Regions from separate parts of the Homo sapiens genome. Here regions 2 and 3 are each linked to region 1. Evidence: chromatin loops called from intact Hi-C (ENCODE). Cell type or tissue: dorsolateral prefrontal cortex. All regions are shown on one strand.

The links. A loop is a pair of places that touch in the nucleus more often than their neighbours do. Peaks named below come from ENCODE experiments on the same cell type or tissue, not always from the same donor. Only the 100,000 strongest peaks of a DNase experiment are listed, where the experiment ranks them.
Region 2: a loop joins it to region 1, with 2.1 times the contacts of the local background. A loop is called at or near these places in 8 of 110 quality-filtered maps.
Region 3: it touches region 1 in a loop (6-fold over the local background); 13 of 110 quality-filtered maps call a loop at or near these places.

Annotation. Positions count from the first base shown.
Region 1 is chr12:8,107,603-8,110,102 of GRCh38, forward strand. It overlaps a transcript of CLEC4A not described here. Among named protein-coding and RNA genes, the nearest start is that of CLEC4A, 15 kb to the right of the region's middle. In dorsolateral prefrontal cortex, CTCF peaks have their summits at 1,423 (motif pointing right) and 1,625; a DNase peak (open chromatin) is centred at 1,399; H3K4me3 peaks cover 557 bases; H3K27ac peaks cover 412 bases.
Region 2 is chr12:8,163,954-8,166,453 of GRCh38, forward strand. All of the region lies in intron 1 of ZNF705A (zinc finger protein 705A), which reads left to right. Among named protein-coding and RNA genes, the nearest start is that of ZNF705A, 8.2 kb to the left of the region's middle. In dorsolateral prefrontal cortex, no CTCF peak of the experiment used is centred here; no DNase peak of the experiment used is centred here.
Region 3 is chr12:8,395,317-8,397,816 of GRCh38, forward strand. No RefSeq gene overlaps it. Among named protein-coding and RNA genes, the nearest start is that of LINC00937, 5.8 kb to the left of the region's middle. RefSeq lists enhancers at 1,195-1,454, 1,575-1,624, 1,917-2,418, 2,419-2,500. In dorsolateral prefrontal cortex, a CTCF peak has its summit at 1,534 (motif pointing left); a DNase peak (open chromatin) is centred at 1,515; H3K4me3 peaks cover 770 bases.

The DNA.
Region 1 (2,500 bases):
TTGGGAGGTTGCATGTTTCCAAGAATTTGTCCATTTCTAGTTTTTCTAGGTTTTCTAGTTTGTGTGCATAGAGGTGTTCATAATAGTCTCTGAGGGTTTTTTGTATTTCTGTGGGGCCAATGGTAATGCCCTTTTTGTCATTCTGATTGTATTTATATCGATCTTCTGCTTTTTTTTTTTTTCCTTTATTAGTCTAGCTAGTGGTCTATTAATCTTTGTTGTTTTAAAAAACAAACTGTGGGATTTCTTGATCTTTTGTATGGCTTTTTGCTACTCAGTTTCTTCAGTTCAGCTCTGATTTTGGTTATTTCTTGATTTCTGTTAGCTTTGGGATTGGTTTGCTCTTGTTTCTCTAGTTCCTCTAGGAGTGGTGTTAGGTTGTTAATTTGAGATCTTTCTAACCTTTTGATGTGGGCATGTAGCACTATAAATTTCCCTCTTAACAACTGCTTTAGCTGTGTCCCAGAGATTCTGGTATATTGTATATTTCTCATTAGTTTCAAAGAATTTCTTGATTTCCACCTTAATTTTATTGTTTACCCAAAAGTCACTCAGGAGCAGGTTGTTTAATTTCCATGCAATTGTATGGTTTTGAGTGAAGAAAATCTCATTTTTGTGCTTCAGAGCCAGTCAATATGAGAGAACCAAGTAAGTAGTAATGAAGACAGATTTTACTTTGGTATATAGACTTTTTGGCCTGGGGATGGAACACCAGGTACCATGTAGTAGAGTTGCTGATACATTTGGTAGTTTACCGTCTCATTTTAATTATAAGTGGCTAAAATTGCATTGCACTTTGCTCATGTTTTAGTTTTTTTGTAGCCTTTTCAAAAACCATTTTTTAAATTGCCTCTGAATTGTACATGAAGGAAATACATATGTGACTATAGGACTAATGTTCAGGAGTTCTCCATCAATCACATATTCTCCATCAGTCACATATTCAAAGGAAGGAAAGAGGGAGAATTTTATTTACTTGTGGGTCCTTAGCCTGGGTTTATATAGATGGTTTTCACAGCATTTTTATGGTTTGACATTTATTTCAAAATTTTGCTAGAACTGTCATCTTCAGTTTCCTTTTCAAAGACCTACAATACAGGGTGGTATATTTTCAAAAAAGCTCTGGTATACTTAAATTGCCTGCATCTGAGCCAGTAGTGAAATAATTGTCCATTGTGACTTCATGTTCTGCCCCATCAATCTAAGGATAACATCATCCCCTCAATTAAACAAAATAATGCATTAAGACCCACTATGGATTTTTTGACTTGCTTTTCAACATTTTCTTTGTTCCTACTATTTGTATTCTGCCAACGTACCTATTATTGGAAAAAAAAGTCATTGAAGCACTTTGTGTCAGTGCTGCATCTGGCTGCATATTAGCATGCGACCACTAGAGGGCATGCTCCTCCTAGCAACTGAAATAGTTGTAGGAATTTGCTCAGACTCCTGGTGGCAGGGGAAGCATTTGTTTTTTATTTTTTATTTTCTTTTTCAACAATCTAAGATAGGACGAGAACAGGGGAAGCATTTAAAAAGAAAGAAATGAAGACTGGATGGGGGCATTTAGTCTGGTCTAAGCCTGTAACTGATCCAAAGTTTGTTGAGAATGTAGAAAAATAGCTGTTTGGGCAGGCAGAAAATGAAGTACCAAATGATCCCTTCTTCATACTTTAATACTTTAATAAATACTTGAATGGGGAATATACTTAATTTTAATGACACCCCCTCCTCCTAGCTCCACCCATAATAGAGGATTAATGGGCAGTAAAGAGTAGTGGTCAGGAACATGGATTTGGGAGAAGACAGACTACTTTGCTACAAAATTTGTCTCTGCCACTTACTGGCTTTTTGACCTTGGAAAAATTAGTTAAACTTTGTTTGCCTCAGTTTCCTCATATACGAAATTAAAATAGTACCTATGGAATATTGTGACTTTAAAACAAATTTTAAAATTAAATTGCTTAGCTGGCCATGGTGGCTCACTTCTGTAATGCCAGTGCTTTAGGAGCCTACGGTGGGAGAATCGCTTGAGCCCAGGATTTTGAGGTTACAGTGAGCTATGATGGTGCCACTGTACTCCAGCTTGGGGTGACAGAGTGAGACACTGTCTCTAAAAAATATATAAAGTAATTGAAGTCCCTAGAACAGGGCCTGGAATATGGTAAGTGCCGTTTAAATATTTGTTGCTGGTACTAGTACTGCTTCTAATTCTGGCTCTCCAGGTGTGTAATGGGATGGTGTAAGGGCGAAATGACAGGAGTTCTTTTTTTATTGTCTTAGAAGTGAGGTAGATGCCCCAAGATTGGGGCAGGAAGTAGGAAGAGTCATCTGATAGAGGAGAAACGGGGAGTAAGGGATGACAGGGAGACATGCTTCTGAAACATATTTCAGACTGATTCCATAGTAAGGATTTAAATTCTTATTCTGTCTTTGTAATCCTGCTCAACCCCTTTTATAGCTTTTATAGTATATACCTTTTCACATAAGTAAGAAACCC
Region 2 (2,500 bases), 56 kb after region 1:
AATATTTAAGGTGTGCATCTCAGTGAGCTTGGGGATAAGTACACACCATGAACACATCACTACCATCAAGATTATAAACATATCCTTCACCTCCCTGAGTCCCCCCCTTTATTATTATTTTTATTTTGGAAAGAAATATTGGTAAGAATACAAAATCTACCCTTTTAGCAAATTTTAAGTATGCAATACAGTATTCTTAGCTGTAAGCACTATGCTGTAAACGAGACCTCCAGAACTTACTTACGTGGTATATCTGAAACTTTGTGCTCTAACCACATCTACCCATTTCCCCAGCACCAGGGCCCCTGGCAACCACCATTCTACTCTCTGCTTTTGTGAGTTTGTCTATTTTAGATTTCAAATACAAGTGAAATCATATAGTAATTGTCATTCTGTGGTTGGCCTATTTCATATAACATAATGCCCTCCAAGTCCATCCATGTTGTCACAAATGACAGGGTTTCATTATTATGTAACACTGAATAATATTCCATTGCGTATATGTATTAGCCATTTATCCTGATACTCTCCCTCCACCTGCCTCCCAACAGGCCCCAGTGTGTGTTGTTCCCCTCCTAATATCCATGTGTTCTCACCGTTCTGCTCCCACTTGTAAGTTAGAATGTGCAGTGTTTGGTTTTCTGTTCGTGGGTTAGTTTGCTGAGGATAATGGCTTCCAGTTCCATTCATGTTCCTCCAAAGAACATGATCTCATTCCTTTTTATGGCTGCATAGTATTCCATGGTGTATATGTACCACATTTTCTTTATCCAGTCTGTCACTGATGGACATTTGGGTTGATTCCATGTCTTTGCTATTGTGAATAGTGCTGCAATGAACATATGTGTGCATGTATCTTTATAATAGAATGATTTATATTCCTTTGGGTATATACCTAGTAATGGGATTGCTGGGTCAAGTGGTATTTCTGGTTGTAGGTCTTTGAGGAATCACCATACTGTCTTCCACAATAGTTGAACTAATTTACATTCCCACCAACAGTGTAAAAGTGTTCTTATATCTCAACGGCCTCATCAGCAGGTAGTTTTATTTAAAAAAATTTTGAGAAACCTTCATACTATTATCTGAAATGGACATAGTAATTTGTATATCCACCACAAGTATACAAGGGTTTTCTCCACATCCTCACTAATACTTGTTATACATCTTTTTGATAATAGCTATTCTAAGAGTTATCAGGTGATATTTCATGGTGGTTTTTATTTGCATCACCCTGATGATTAGAGATGGTAAGAATTTTTTCATATAGTTGTTGGCCATTTGTATCCGTTCTTCTGGGAAATGTCTACTCAGATCTTTGCCCATTTTTTTTTTTTTTTTTTTTTTGAGATGGAGTCTCGCTCTGTCACCCAGGCTGGAGTGCAGTGGCGTGATCTCGGCTCACTGCAAGCTCCACCTCCCAGGTTCACACCATTCTCCTGCCTCAGCCTCCCAAGTAGCTGGGACTACAGGCACCTGCCACCACGCCCAGCTAAATTTTTTTTTTTTTTTTTTTTTTTTTAGTGGAGACAAGGTTTCATCGTGTTAGCCAGATCTTTGCCCATTTAAAAAAAAAATTCAACTTTTATTTTAGATTTAGGAGATGCATGTGCAGGTTTTTACATTGGCACATTGTGTGATGCTGAGGAGTATGAATGATCTTGTAACCCAGATAGAAAACATAATACCCAATAGATAGTTTTTCAGGCCTTTGTCCCCACCTTCCCTTCCCCCTCTAGTAGTCCCCAGTATCTGTTGTTCCGATCTTTACGTCCATGTGTAACCAATGCTTTGTTCTCACTTATAATTAAGAACATATGGTATTTGGTTTTCTCTTCCTGCATTATTTTAGAATAATGGCCTCCAGCTTCATCTATGTTGGTGCAAAGGACATAATTTTTTTACAGTTGCATAGTATTCCATGGTGTACATATACTGTATTTTCTCTATCCACTCTAACATTGATGGGCATCTAGGTTGATTCCATGTCTTTGCTATTGCAAATAATGCTATAATAAATATATGAGTGCACACATCTTTATGGTAGAACAATTTATTTTCTTTTGGATACAAGGGTCAGTCCCCATGGCTGCTGACAAGGGCCAGTGTTGAGTGCCTGCAGCTTTTCCAGGCTCAGGGTGCAAGCTGTCAGTGGATCTACCATTCTCGGGTCTGGAAGATGGTGGCTGTCTTCTCAGAGCTCCACTAGGCAGTGCCCCAGTGTGGACTCTGTGGGGGCTCCAACCCCACATTTTCCATCTGCATTGCTGTAGTAGACATTCGCCATGAAGTCTCCACCCCAGCAGACTTCTACTGGACATACAGGCTTTTCCATACATCTTTAGAGATCCAGGTGAAGGCTTCTGATATGGTTCGGCTCTGTGTCCCCGCCCAAATCTCACCTCAAATTGTACTCCCATAATTCCCACATGTTGTGGGGGGACCCAGTGGCGATAACTGAATCATGGGGGCAGTTTTTCCCATGCTGTTCTCGTGGTAG
Region 3 (2,500 bases), 290 kb after region 1:
CCCGACCTTCCAGGCTCTAGTAATCCTCCCACCTCAGCCTCCCAAGTACTTGGGACTACAGGCACACACCACCATACCTGGCTTTTTTTTTTTTTTTTTTTTTTTTTTTTTTTTTTTTTTTTTTGGTAGATATGAGGCTTCGCCATGTTGCCCAGGCTGGTCTTAAACTCCTGGGCTCAAGCGATCGTCCCCCTTCGGCCTCTCAAAGTGCTGGGATTATTGGCTTGAGCCACCATGCCCGGCCAGGAACCTTGTCTCTTGTGATGCACCCCAGAACAAAACATCACTGCAAAAACACACCAAGGCATGAGTTTTAGTCCTAAGTCCCATTTATCCACCATACACTATGTGCCAGGCACAACGCTAAGTGCTTCTATGGACGAGCATCCCTTAATCTCAGCAGTAACAACCCCAGGCAATGGGGCCCGTTGACAGATCCATTTGCCACTGAAGACAGTAAGGCTCAGAGAGGGTAAGTGGCTTGTGCCATGTCAGCCAGCTAAGGAGGGGCAGAACCAGGATGCAAACCCCAGCCGCCTGGCTCCAGACTCGCGTTCCCAAGATCCCACTACACTTGGTCACTCCACTGCATTCTGGTATCCTGGTCTTTGGCAGAGTCCACGTAAAAGAAGGAGGTAGAGGGAGTGAGAAGGACTTCACGCAATAAAGTTTCCTGGTGTTACACTGCCACTGTAATTGTGTCCCCGACCAGGACCTCTCCCTTCTCATCCTTTCCGTGATCGGCCCTGCAAAACCTTCCAAAGAACTGTCCTCCTTCTCCCGGGATCTCAGAGAAAATTCGCCTGAGTTCAGTGTCCAGGTGACCCAAGCTCCGAATGCGGTAACGTGCACGGGGAGATGAGGATGTCACCATGACCAAGCCTCCCAGACAGCATCCGGGAGCAACCCCAAGACTGGGCAGGGGGGGCTCTGATGCAGCCCACGGCGAGGAGGGCTGCCCGTGCTGCCTAAATGGGTTCAGAATGAAGGCCGCCCTCCCAACTTCAACCCGGGGCAGGCCACGGAGCCTCTCGCCGCCCCTACCCCTCGTTCCCCGCATCCCCGCGCACCCGGCACCCCCGGACCCCCGCGCCCGCGTCACTTACTCCTCTGCCGTCGCCACCTGTCTGGGTGCCGGTCTCCACCCTGCCCGGCCGCGGCGCGTCCTCCCCGTCCTCGCCGTCCTGGGGCTGTGCGCTTCCCCCCTCCAGCAAGAGCCGCAGCCTCTTCTCTTCGGGAGGGACGTCGTCCTCCTCCCTCCTGGGCCGGCCATCCCTGCCTCGGGGCTTGCCAGTGGCTTCGGAGCTGCGGGAAGGGCTGGCCATGGCTCCGGGGGCTCTGCCTACACTTGCGGAAGAAGAAGGAGCCTGCGCAAGCGGCCTCTCGGCGGAGCTGGGGCGTCTGAGCGCGGGCTCGGTGGGTCCGCGCGGCGCGGAGCTGGGCATCGGGGCGGCGCGGGCTCCTCCGCGGGCCGCTCGTGGTCCTCTGGCGCCCTCTGCTGGCCGCTCACGCGCACCGCCACCACGCCGGGCCCGGGCCTGCGCCGCTCTCACCCGTCCTGGCCCAGGAGGTCGCTGTCCCTTGCCCGTGGCCAGGCCCGCTCTGGCCAGGCCCTGCACCTCCTCGCCACCCCAGCCAGGTTGCACCCCGATGGTCTCCCTGCTCAAGGAGGAGGAAGAGAAGGGACGCCCCGAGAGGGTGGACATTGGCCACAGCCACCTTGTCTTTGCTCTTACCCTGTGTCTTCCATGATTTGGAGGTGGTGGGAAAACCGAGGCTGCTCAAAACTCGTGGAGAATTCCGCCTGCAGGATGACATGAATGCACCTTCGCATTGCCTACCAACAGATCTTTTCTGAGCATCACTGTGGACCAGGCGTGGTGATGGGGGAGGGGATATTGTGGTGAACATGACAGGCATTGCCTTCACCCAGTGGGGCTCAGCACTGGGTGAGAAGGCATTGAGAATGGACATTGTCAATTGGGCCAAAGGAGGCCAAGGAGAAGTGCTGGGTGCATGGGAACTAAAAAAGACAGGAGGCTCAGCAGGTCTTGGAGCTGGGAGAGGGACAGCAGCAGCGGCTGTTCCAAAGGAAGCAACAGCTGAGAGAGGTCTCAGAGAGTTGTTCTCAGCCCAGTGGAGGGTGTTCAGGCAGAGGGAACAGCGTGTGCAAAAGCCCAGAGGCTGGGAAAGAAGCAGAAAGAGGACGGTGGGGCTGGAGCGTGGTGGGCAAGGTGAGAGAGGTGTGGTGGGTGGACAGATGGCCTTGGACCCAGCCGTGCAGGGGCAGAGGAGATAGGGGATCCTTGCAGGCCCCCAGCCGGGGCTGAGGCACAGAGACAATGCAGGTGGGCAAAGGGAGGAGACGTGGAGAAATATTTTGGAGGCATGCCCTGATGAAGGAGCCCAGGATGCACCCTTAGTGTCAGTGTGGAGCTCCTTCCTTGGCTGTGTGATGAGCTGAACTCGGGGGTATTTTCTGGACATGGAGGTGCTACAC